3 separate regions of the Homo sapiens genome follow, and all the other regions are linked to region 1. Evidence: chromatin contacts called from ENCODE Hi-C or POLR2A ChIA-PET data. All regions are on one chromosome and are shown on one strand. Each heading gives the region's core, a stretch centred on a gene start or an enhancer-like site at or near the end of the contact. The rest is flanking DNA. Distances are from core to core; before and after follow the strand shown.

Region 1 (3,800 bases), core at 994-3,493:
TGGAATTTGAGCTGAATCTGGAGGACGGTACTATTTGGACAGGTGGAGAAGAAAAAGAGAACAGAGGTCATTCGAGGGAGAACAAACGGTGTGAGTCGGGAAAGAATAAGGTGCATTCAGAACACCACAGTAGCCTCATCAGACTGAGTTCCATGAAGCCAGAGAAGTAAATACAACAGGAATTGTGACTTTAGGTTGAAATGCACAGAGCTGCAAATACCAGGCTGAAAGTTTAACTTTTCTAATCATTGCTTGGCACTATTTCAGTTTTCCATTCATCCTTCTGTTATTATTTTACTTAAATGTGTGGTAAAACTGACTCATCTTTGGAGCCAAAAGAAAAAATATAGTGAGTGAGAGGAAGTATTTGACAACGTTTGCCTTTTTTGTGTGTGTGACCCTATTTACCTCTAGTAATGCTTTGTTTTTAATTGTGGTAAAATATCCATAACATAAATTTACCATTTCAACAATTTTTAAGTGCACAGTTTAGTGATATTAACCTCATTCACATCTTTTTGTGCAACCATGACCACCAGTCATCTCTAGGATTTTTTATCACCTCAAACTGAAACTGTGTCCCCATTTGACACAAGCTCCCGGTTCCCCCGTCCCCAGGCCCTGCTCATCACTGCTCGACTTTCGGCTGCTGCGAATTTGACTATTCTAGGGACCTCAGGTAGCAGAATCATGAAATATTGAAGCTTTCATGTCCAGCCTGTCTCCTTAGCATGTCTTCCAGGGTCATCTATGCTGCAGCGTGTGTCAGAATTTCATTCTGTTTTAAGGTTGAATGAAGTTTCATTGTGTGCACATGCTACATTTTGCTCATCTAGTCATCCACTGATGGACATTTAGGTTGTTTCCCTTTTTGGTTATTGTGAATAATGCTGCTATGGGTGTACAAATATCCATTGGAGTTCCTGCTTTCGATTTTCTGGAGTATATACCCAGACCCAAAATTGCAGAATCACCATCACAAAGATCCTTATGCTGCCTCTTTATAGCCACACTTGTCTCTCCCCATTTTCCTACCACCACCTTAACCCTTGGAAACCACAACTTGTTCTTCATCTCTGTGGTTTTGTCATTGTAAAATTATTGCCAGGTGCAGTGGCCTGCATCTGTAATCTCAGCTACTTGGAAGGCTGAAGTGGGAGGATCGCTTGAGCTCAGGAGTCTGAGACCAGACTGGGCAACACAGACAGACCCCATCTCTATAAAAATATATTTTTATTTAGTATAAAATAAAAATAGAGTCTCAGCTATTCAGGAAGCTGAGGCAAGAGGATCCCTTGAGCCCATAGTTTGAAGCTGCAGTGAGGCAAGTGAGGCACGATTGTGCCACCGCACTCCAGCCTGGGCAACAGACAAGATCCTGTCTCTATATAAAATCAAATCCTGCAGGCCAGGCATGGTGGCTCATGCCTGTAATCCCAGCACTTTAGGAGGCCGAGACAGGCAGATCATTTGAGGTCAGGAGTTTGAGACCAGCCTGGCCAACATGGCGAAACCCCTTTTCTACTAAAAATACAAAAATTAGCTGGGCGTGGTGGCTCATGCCTGTAATCCCAGCTACTCAGGAGGGTGAGGCACAAGAATTGCTTGAACCCAGGGGGCCGATGTTGCAGTGAGCCAAGATTGCACCACTGCACTCCAGCCTGAGCGACAGAGTGAAACTGTCTGAAAAAAATAAATAAATAAAATCATGCAGTATGAAATTTTTGAGGTTGTCTTTTGCACTCAGCGTGATTCCTGAGAGATCCATCCCAGTTGCTGTGTGCATTGATGCTGCTTTCTTCTTGCTGAGAAGTAGTCCATGGTGAGGATATTCCACAGTTTGTTTAACCATTCATTCACTAAACGACATTTGGGTTGCTTACCATTTGGGGTTGTTACAAATAAAGCTAATTTAAACATTCCTATACCTGAGTTTCTGTGGACATAAATTTTAATTTCTCTGGGATAAATGCCCAGGAGTGCAGTCATTGGGCCATATGGCATGTTTAGTTTTACAAGAAACTGCAAAACAATTTTCCAGAATGCTTATCCTATTTTACACTCCCACCAGCAACATGAGAGAGATCCACTTTCTCTACATCATCACCAGTAGCTGATACTGCCACCTTTTTCAAATGTTAGCTTCCCTAATAGGTGAGTAGTGACATCACATTCTGATTTTTTCAGAAGGGTTTATATTTGCTATACATCAGTTCACCTACTTTGCATTTCTTCCTCTTAGCCCTGCTTTTAATAAAGAAAACTCTTTCCACATTGTCTTCTCTTTCCTCACTTGATTATTCTTCGTGGGAATAAGAGAATTAAAGGAATGTGGAAAAGTGTTTCTCTTGCATTATATTGTCCTAAGAAGCCTCAGTTATCACTTGCTCTTACCAGTGCTTTGCAGTCACCAGGAATGGTAGAAAGCAGCGGCTGGCCAGAGGGCTGGCAGAGGCGGGGCTGTTCTTTGTGCTTGTTTATATTCATTTTCTAGTCACAGCTCAAGTTGTTTCACTTTCTGCTGCTCAGGGAGACGAGGGCAATGTAAATGTGCTTGCTGTTGTTTAAGCCTCCCGGACAGTAAAAACAAAAGCGGCCGCACTGCCTTTCCCTAAATAACATCAGAAACCCCTTTGAGAGCTCGTTGAACAAGATTTACACATTTTAAAGAGTTTTGAAGTTAGAAGGGGTCCTAGGCGAGGCCCTCGGTACACATTAATGATGTGCCTACTGTGTGCCTTGCTCCAGCACGGTCACCCAGTGCTGGGTTACAGATCTGCATAGGGATAAGTTGCAGTCCCTCCTTCCCACACTCTGCCAAGTGTTACAGAGAGGTGTGGGCTAAGTGCTCATGCAGAGATGTGACAAGCCACTGTTGGGGGTCTGGAGGATCCCACAGCTTACTCACTGCTCAGGAACTGAGGAACTCAGCCATCAACTCACCCAGAGCCTCTCCAGCCTGCCTGAGGCTGAGAATCATGTGGGGCACCAGAGGAAAATAGAAATTCCCAGATCCCACCCAAAGGACCTGGATCAGAATCTCTAGAGCAGGGACACAGGAAGCTGTGCTTTAGAGCAAGCTGTTCATAGGTGTTATGAACTGAATTGTGTGCCTGTCTCCCCCATTCATATGTTCAAATCTCCCCCTAGTGTGATGGTATTGGGAGGTGAGGCCTTTGGGTGGTAATTAGGTTTAGAAGGGGGCATGAGGGTGGGGCTCTCATGATGGGATTAGTGCCCTTATAAGTAAAGACACCAGACACAGGCAACACAGAGATGACCACGTGAGCACAGAGCCAGAAGGCGGCTGTCTGCAAGCCAAGGAGATGGGCCTCGGGAGAATTCAAACCTGCTGACACCTTGATCTCAGACTTCCAGCCTCCAGAACCCACATAGTGAGAAGACAGTCATGTGCAAGCCAGGGGGCAGGCCCTCACCAGGTACCAAATCAGCCAGCACCTTGATCTTGGACTTCCAGCCCCCAGAATTGTGGGAAGTAAATTCCTGTTGTTTAAGCCACCCTGTTATGGCAGCCTGAGCTAACATATTGACTAATACAATATGACTCTCAGGATTATCCCAGTTGAGAACTGTGCGTGCAATCCAGCCCTCTCATTACAGGTGAGGGAACTAATACAGCAAGGTTAAAAACCTCATCCTATGTCCCCACACTAGTTAAAGGCCTTCTCTAACTGCTAGACCAGTTCCCATTACACCCACTCAAAGTAGACAAGTAGTTTTCATCTGAATGCCAGCTCTGGCTGATGGTGGTGGCTGCCAAGAGGACTGTGTCAGGAAGG
Region 2 (3,695 bases), core at 202-2,701, 280 kb before region 1:
TTAACTGGAAACTAATTTGGGTTTGTGGCTTATCTGCCTTTCTGATATTTGATCCCATCCAAAAACCATCTGCAGGTTTTTTAACTGCAAAGCCTCACAAGACCTATCTCTGGCCCAGTTTATCTCCTGGTGCCTTCCTTTCATCTTCAAAGCAGGCCCCAGGAACTCAGCTTTCTTTCCTCTCCAGCAACTCAGCCATCCTTTCTATCCCTTCAGATTTTGTTTCATACCACTGCATAATCTCCCTCATTTTGCATTTTCTTCTACATCTGTAGATAAGCACAGAAACCTAAAAAATTTAAGGATCTTATTCCTGATCTCTGAAAAGAAATAGGATAATGAAGTAACCAATCTGGTAGAAGTGAGTAAGGTTATAGAATCCTTCCATAATTAACAAGTTATCTGTTACTTGTCCCTTTCAAGATGGTAAATGGATCTAGGAGGATGAGACTTTTGTGTGTGCCTTTTTCTCTCCCCGCTAAATTATATGAATTAGTTTTATCTCTTTAGGATTTGCCAAAAAGCAAAGTGGTTATCATTATTGGTTAAACACATTGATATTTATTTATTTTAGCAAACATGAAAGCAATTGTTACAACAGGACTACAACAGTCAGCAGAACTGGGTCCCAGCTGGTGGTGACTCCAGAAAATAGTCAGGGTCCCACCTTGTGCCCACTCTTCCATACCTTTCCTGAATAGTCATCAGTGTTCTAGGTCTGGTATATGTTCCCTGAAAGGCAGCAAAGAAAGAGAGTACAGACTGTAGTGTCCCTGATAAGATCATATGTGGATCTCCTAATATCAATTTGGCTTGAATACAAGGACTACTTTCCTATTCCAAGGGCAGGGTAGAGGTACATACCTAGGACATGGAATGGCAGATGTCTGAAATATACATTGCAGACCACCACACTTCACTGAGGTGTTGCCCTCTGCATTTATTCCTGAGGGTGGAGTTCACTAAACCACTTTCCTTCTCACCCCATTTTTAGATACAATCAAGGTAGAATAATAGGTGTTTCCTAAACTCAAATTGGCAGTTTGCAGTTTCTAGGACATCAGCAATGAATGACACCCTTTTAGTGAACCCTGGCCCTTCCCCTTCCCCCTAGGAATGATGAACATAGTTCATGTCTTTACTAATCGTCTGTGACCCAAGCATCATACTGAGCACAACGTGTAAATATCAAGAAGACAGTGTTCAAGGGCAAGGCTTCAGTATATGAGGGGCAGCAGAAGTGATGGGGGGGAGGAGGAGTGGAAGACCAAGGCTGAGCCATTCCCCAGAGGGATCTTGTTACCAGGAACGTTGCCAAGGCAGGGGCTTTTGCAGCTGTGTAAAGAGCAGATTGGAGCAAGATAGAAGCCTGTTGTGAAAACTGGGGCCCAAGATCAGGGCTGGACAACATCAAGCATCTTTGCTGCTAGAGTGCCTAAGCGTTGAGTCACAGCAACTTAATCCCTCCTATTAATACCTGGTTTGATTCTAGAGACTGGGGTGAGGCTGAGTCCCCTATTGGCTGCCAGAATTTCAGCTGCAGGGAGACAAACTCCAGGAAATCTACAAGTTAGGCAAGAAGGATATGGGGAAACAGAGGTCAGTTTCCAGAGAATTAAACAACTGACATGAAAGACTTAAGGGCTGTTCCTGGTAAAGGAATCTTTACGTGTAGGAACTGGGCAAGGAGAAAAAGAGTCCAGTTGCATTCACATTCTCACCTGAGTGACAAGAGAAGGCAAGATAACTAAGCGGAACTTTTTTCATTCTGTTGCTTTCTAAATTTTCAAACTAAGTTTAAAGAACAATGAGACTAAGTCTGTAGGTCACGACAACCTGGCAACTTCAAGTTAGACCTCCATAATCATGAGTGTTTGCTCTCACCTATCAATACCATGCCATTCTGAGATTGCCAGACCAGCCTTCTTCCCAGCCCTGGCACCCAGGGCTCTGGCTCAGCTCTTTAATACCTACTTCCCTGTGCTGACCTGATGCAGGAACTGCTGGCCTTGCAGCTTGTCCAATGTCAGCCTAGCTCAAAACTGGGTCTTCATACCTACAGTCCAAAGAAGGTGTTGAACTTGCTAATCTAAAGGCATCAAAGGGCTGCAATATGTTGGAGTGGAAAGAGGAATAGAAACTTAATGAAGTTGCCAGAGAGCAACAAGAAACCAAGAACAGGCAGAGCTTAATTTTAGGCTCCAGGGATTTTCCCAGACTTATTTTCACTGTTTCTTAGGGCTCCAATTTTCTAAGTCCTTTATTCTTCAGTCAAATGAAGTACAAGGAAATGTGAGAACTCTAGATGAGTCCCTGAAGTCATTGATACTAATCAAATGACCCTGGCAGCTCAGATCAGCAGGCACTTTGGGAGCATCAGCAATGACCCCTGTGTCCTTGGGATGTCACTCTCCTGCTATAAAGTCTTCAGTGGATCTCTACTGCCTTGGAATAACTGGACTCTCTAGCCTCACCTTTAAAATCTTCCAGGAACCCTTTCTCTCACTAATCCCCTTCAGGCGCAAATACTCCAGCAAAACTTAATCACTGGTTTTTCACACTTGACATGAACTTTTTCCATTTTCTGACTTTTCTCAAAGTTTACCTTGTGTAGAATAATATTTTATCTAACTGACACATCTAAATATAACTATTCTTCAATGCCAGCTAAAAGCTTATCTCTTCCAGAATGCCTTCTTTCTGATTACACTAATCTCTGATCACACCTACATTTACTTGACTTATATTACTCAGCATGTTTTTACTATAAAGTAAATCTTGTGTCATCTTCCTCATTTACACTGCACATTCATCAAATACAGATATTATATGTTATCAATATTTTCAAATGACCTCAGTGCCAGAGTTGAACTAATCATATTCCTCAGTTCATATCACCTGATCATTAGAGTTGAAGCAAAACACTTAATTTAGATATTTATTCCTTTTTCACCTCATTCTGTTACCGTTCCCTCTCCCATTCCCCTTTCCATAGACAACTGCTCTGAGTTTGAAGTCTAACACGTGTATACATACTCTTGCAAAATATAATAATATAGTCTACTGTATCTTATTAGACTTTGTTCTACTTCTTATTTTTTTACTCAGCGCTGTGGTTTTGTTTTGTTTTGTTGAGACAGGGTTTTGCTCGTTGCCCAGGCTGGAGTGCAATGGCGCGATCTTGGCTCACTGCAACCTCAGCCTCCCGGGTTCAAGCAATTCTCCTGCCTAAGCCTCCTAGTAGCTGGGATTATAGGCACCCGCCACCACGCCTGGCTAATTTTCGTATTTTTAGTAGAGATGGGGTTTCACCACGTTGGCCAGGCTGGTCTCAAACTCCTGACCTCAGGTGATCCACCCACCTCAGCCTCCCAAAGCACTGTGTTTTTAAGATCTATTCATATTGCTCTGTTGACACTTGGTTTGTTACTTCAAGCTGCCATACAATACTCAATATTATGCAGTCTGCACATTTTACTCACCCCTTCCTCCAGGAATGAACACCAAGATTCCCCCTAATCACTGGAAGCCACAAATAGATAATACATGACTCTTAAGTGTGAAAACTTCTTTACAATATATATACCCAGGTAAGGGCTGGCTGGGTAATAAGGTGTATGCATGTTGAAATTGACTAAGTACTGAATTTGACTAGCTGTACCAGTCTACTCTCACTAGTAGTTCACTTAGGTTAT
Region 3 (3,457 bases), core at 299-2,798, 310 kb before region 1:
TCCCAGCTGAGGCCCCAGACACCACAGAACAGAGACAAGCCATCTCTACTCTGTCTTTTCCAAATTCTCAATCCACAGAATCTGTAAGCCTACTATAAAGGCTATTTTATGTCACTAAATTTGGAGTAGTTGGTTATGCTAGACAACTAGAGTAGTAATTTTGTCTTGGGCTGGCTTGATGGTATAAGTGGATCTAAGCAATATATCCATGGTTTGGGACTATATTGACTACAAAAACAACAAATTAATCCTTCATCTGTTATCAACTCTAGTCTAGTTTTATAGAAATGTCATGTGGTCCCCTAAATGCTGTCATTCAAATAAGACCTTCTTGGGCCAAACAACCAATACATCTTCCTACGTAAGTTTAAATAAAGTCTTTCTGGCTTATGTGAGATCATGAAAGCCTCCTTTTGACACAATAATCCCATGCTCTGTAGTCTGTAAAGTCATTTGGAATTACATGGCAAATGACATTTATAAAGCAACAACTAGCCGGTGGAAGCAACGTTAAATCAGAACATTTTAGTAACTTCAATTTTTATCAAGAGTAGTATGTTTTAGGCTATATTTCTTAAACAAGAAGGCTTGGTCAAGTTTACATTTATTCAGATACCCAAACCATGTCCAGATTATATTTGAACATTTCTTTGAGGGCTCTATGTCCCATTTAATTGCTTTTGACAAGCATGATACCCTCTAAACCTAAATAATGTGTTTCCCCTGAAAACCCCCTCAGCTAAAAACACATTCTACTCCAAGTAAAATGGTTGCATCATCTAAATTCCATTATCTGTAGCATTTTGTAAAAGGCCATGAACTAAGAATGTGCCCTTGTTCTTGATCTCAGGGCGTCTGAAAAAAGACTTGAGCATGAAGCCAGGAGGGGTCTGGCCGCTCGCCCAGGTCTTGATCTCCAGGCTCTCAGCTCACCAAGGTGGGATGCAGCAGCTTGCAACTTCTTGGGGGAAAATAGTTCTTGAGAAATAATTTCAAGGGGTAAACTGGTGATTTTTTGGACAGAGCTTGGGAGAATATCTGGGGCAGAACCGGAAGAAGGGAGAATGTGTGAGAGCTAAAAGGAGGCAACAGCAGGAGCTAAGAACGAGGACAGGGGAGGAAAGAGTGGGCTCAGAGCAGGGGAGGGTGGTGAAGTAACACCAAGAACTCTGAAAACCCTTGTCGCCAACTGTGACTGTCTTCACAAATCCCGACGGTAAAGGCTGCGTGACTCTCCTGGTAACCCTTCTGCCTCGAGGGCCTTTGGCCCTGCCCAACCAATGGTCATGCTGCTGTGTTGGACCCATGAACTGCAAATCCCTTTAGTGAGTGTGTGCAGAGGACTGTGGCAGAAATCCACATGAGAGACTTAGGTACTGCAGTGATCCATCATCTGGGAAGATTAAGTGGCTCTGGTGGCTTCCACGCTACCATCTGACTGTGGTCATCTTGAAAGTTAACTCTTCACTTGTTTTTATCAGTGTGGCTAGCATTGCTTCTGTTCTTAGGTTAAAAATACAACAGGGAAAACCCACTCCACCACCACAAAGCTTAAGCCTGGACGTGGCTAGAGGTTGGTTTTATGAGGTTGTCAGAAATGAATCATCAAGCTACTTGAAGCCAGAGACTCCAGGAAATCTAAACATTTGATAATGCTTGTTTTTGCTTAATTTAGTGAAGCAAGGCCAGAGTCAAACCTGCTGCCATGCACGAGGCAGGCAGATTTTTATAAAAACAGGTTTGTCCTCAAGATTCCCAAACGCCTGTGTCATCAGGCTCTGTCTAGCTCTATTGAAGGCCCACCCTCCTGTAAGAAGCACAGATGCAATTCAAGCCAAGTTCAACTGGATTGAAAGCTCCTTGGGGGTTGTTACTGCGCCTCACACAGCTTTGTGTCCCTCAGAGTAAGCATGTGGGTAAGGTCAGGTTCCCCAGAAACAAATCTGTAAGGTGAGGACAGAGGAGGTAGGAGGTGTTTACTAAGGAAGTGCGCCAGGGAAGGCTGGGCAGGAGTGAGGGAAGCAGGATGATGAGGAGGAGAAGAGCCACACCAGGGGTTATCTCAGGCTGCGACCCGTGGGGTGGCGCCAGCCTGATCTTGCAGGGACCTCAAGAGGATAAGGCACCCGTCAGAGCTTGTCCCAGCTGGCAGCAAAGGACCTGGGCTTTCCTATTCTCCAGGCGTGAAGCCCCTAGGAAATACGACCAATATTTTATCCTGTGGGAATATAATTTGGGTAGGGCTCAAGATTTGGAAAATGATGTATGAGCTGATTGTTTTGCCACCTGCTACACAGGTGTTCAAACATGGCAGAATGTGAGTGAGCTTCTCCACTCCTGGTAATAATCAACGGGGTTCCGAGTGCTGAGTTCCTCCCACATTGCTGCTCTTCAGGGAGTGAGCCTCATGGCCCTGGAGTTCTCCATTAGACTAGTCCGACAAAGCGGGGCATGTTCTAACTATCCAAGAAAACCATGCTCCTTACATATTTAGCTATTATGATTACTTTCCACCACAGCAGTCCTAGCCTCTATGATACAAAGAAATCAGAAAAAAAAAAATAAATTGGATCCAATCTATATTGAATGGCTAAGTTTTTATTAATTCAGTTACCTATGCCACAAATATCTACTGTATGCCTTCTGTGCTCCAGGCAATATGCTCGGGTTTTGGAGACACAGAGCAACAAAATATACAGTTTACAAATGAGTGGACGTTCTTGAAACAAAGGCTGGGAGGGATGGAGGGAGGTGTGAGCCTGGAGGCGTAAGCAGGAGTCCTCCCGGGAGCCTCATGGTGAAACCTGTGCTAATGACCATGCGTTTTCACTGCTCAAATATCGCGGGGGCTCTATGCCTCTTAAAATTTTATCAGTGTCCTAATTTTCTTCCACTGCATCCTAGGAGAACCAAAGACCACAAGATGAAAACATATTCAGACACACCCTTTCCCACTCCAAATCACAATTTTCAGGTCAAGCTCCCCTCAAGGGGATGCATTTCATAGAATTTGGTGATTGTGTTCTTTTAGGTGTATTGTCCACTTTTCCTGGCCTTTTTCTAAATTCTTTTATCTTTTGGGAACATGAGACTCACATAAAATAATAAAGGGTTAGATTATCTTTTTAAATCCGCAATATTTTAGCAATATTTACCTCCTTCTAACTTCAGTTATTGTGCGCAAGCTTTTATTATTGGCATGACATTTTCAAGTTCCTCAATTGACCACATATTGGGATTCATTTTTTGATGTGCAGTATCTTGTAATCCTGAGTACAATCCTTAAAAGGAGAGAGAAGGCCAGGTGCAGTGGCTCACACCTGTAATCCCAGCACTTTGGGAGGCCGAGGTGGGTGGATCACGAGGTCAAGAGATAGAGACCATCCTGGCCATCATGGCAAAACCCCATCTCTACTAAAAATACAAAAATTAGCTGGGCGTGGTAGTGCACGCCTGT

The links. Hi-C counts contacts between places; a loop is a spot of excess contacts on that map. ChIA-PET counts read pairs that join two places held with the same protein, here RNA polymerase II (POLR2A). Pooled maps may share reads with other maps.
Region 2: a loop to region 1 is called in a pooled map, with 2.8 times the contacts of the local background. The contact joins two enhancer-like sites. A Hi-C loop is called at or near these places in 4 of 37 single-sample maps with no recorded cell type and 3 of 50 pooled maps. POLR2A ChIA-PET finds 5 or more read pairs at or near these places in 1 of 52 experiments (activated T-cell).
Region 3: a loop to region 1 is called in a map with no recorded cell type, with 6 times the contacts of the local background. The contact joins two enhancer-like sites. A Hi-C loop is called at or near these places in 4 of 37 single-sample maps with no recorded cell type and 3 of 50 pooled maps. POLR2A ChIA-PET finds 5 or more read pairs at or near these places in 1 of 52 experiments (BJ).

What each region holds. Positions count from the first base shown.
Region 1 is chr9:96,135,013-96,138,812 of GRCh38, forward strand. No RefSeq gene overlaps it. Among named protein-coding and RNA genes, the nearest start is that of HSD17B3-AS1, 110 kb to the right of the region's middle. RefSeq lists an enhancer at 2,355-2,649. Within about 2 kb of position 2,244, at least 14 of the 41 ENCODE cell types and tissues checked have a DNase peak (open chromatin) inside an H3K27ac peak, as active enhancers do.
Region 2 is chr9:95,855,944-95,859,638 of GRCh38, forward strand. The region is part of intron 1 of ERCC6L2-AS1 (ERCC6L2 antisense RNA 1); the gene reads right to left. Among named protein-coding and RNA genes, the nearest start is that of ERCC6L2, 18 kb to the right of the region's middle. Within about 2 kb of position 1,452, at least 3 of the 41 ENCODE cell types and tissues checked have a DNase peak (open chromatin) inside an H3K27ac peak, as active enhancers do.
Region 3 is chr9:95,821,428-95,824,884 of GRCh38, forward strand. All of the region lies in intron 2 of ERCC6L2-AS1 (ERCC6L2 antisense RNA 1), which reads right to left. Among named protein-coding and RNA genes, the nearest start is that of ERCC6L2, 53 kb to the right of the region's middle. RefSeq lists an enhancer at 1,657-1,866. Within about 2 kb of position 1,549, at least 3 of the 41 ENCODE cell types and tissues checked have a DNase peak (open chromatin) inside an H3K27ac peak, as active enhancers do.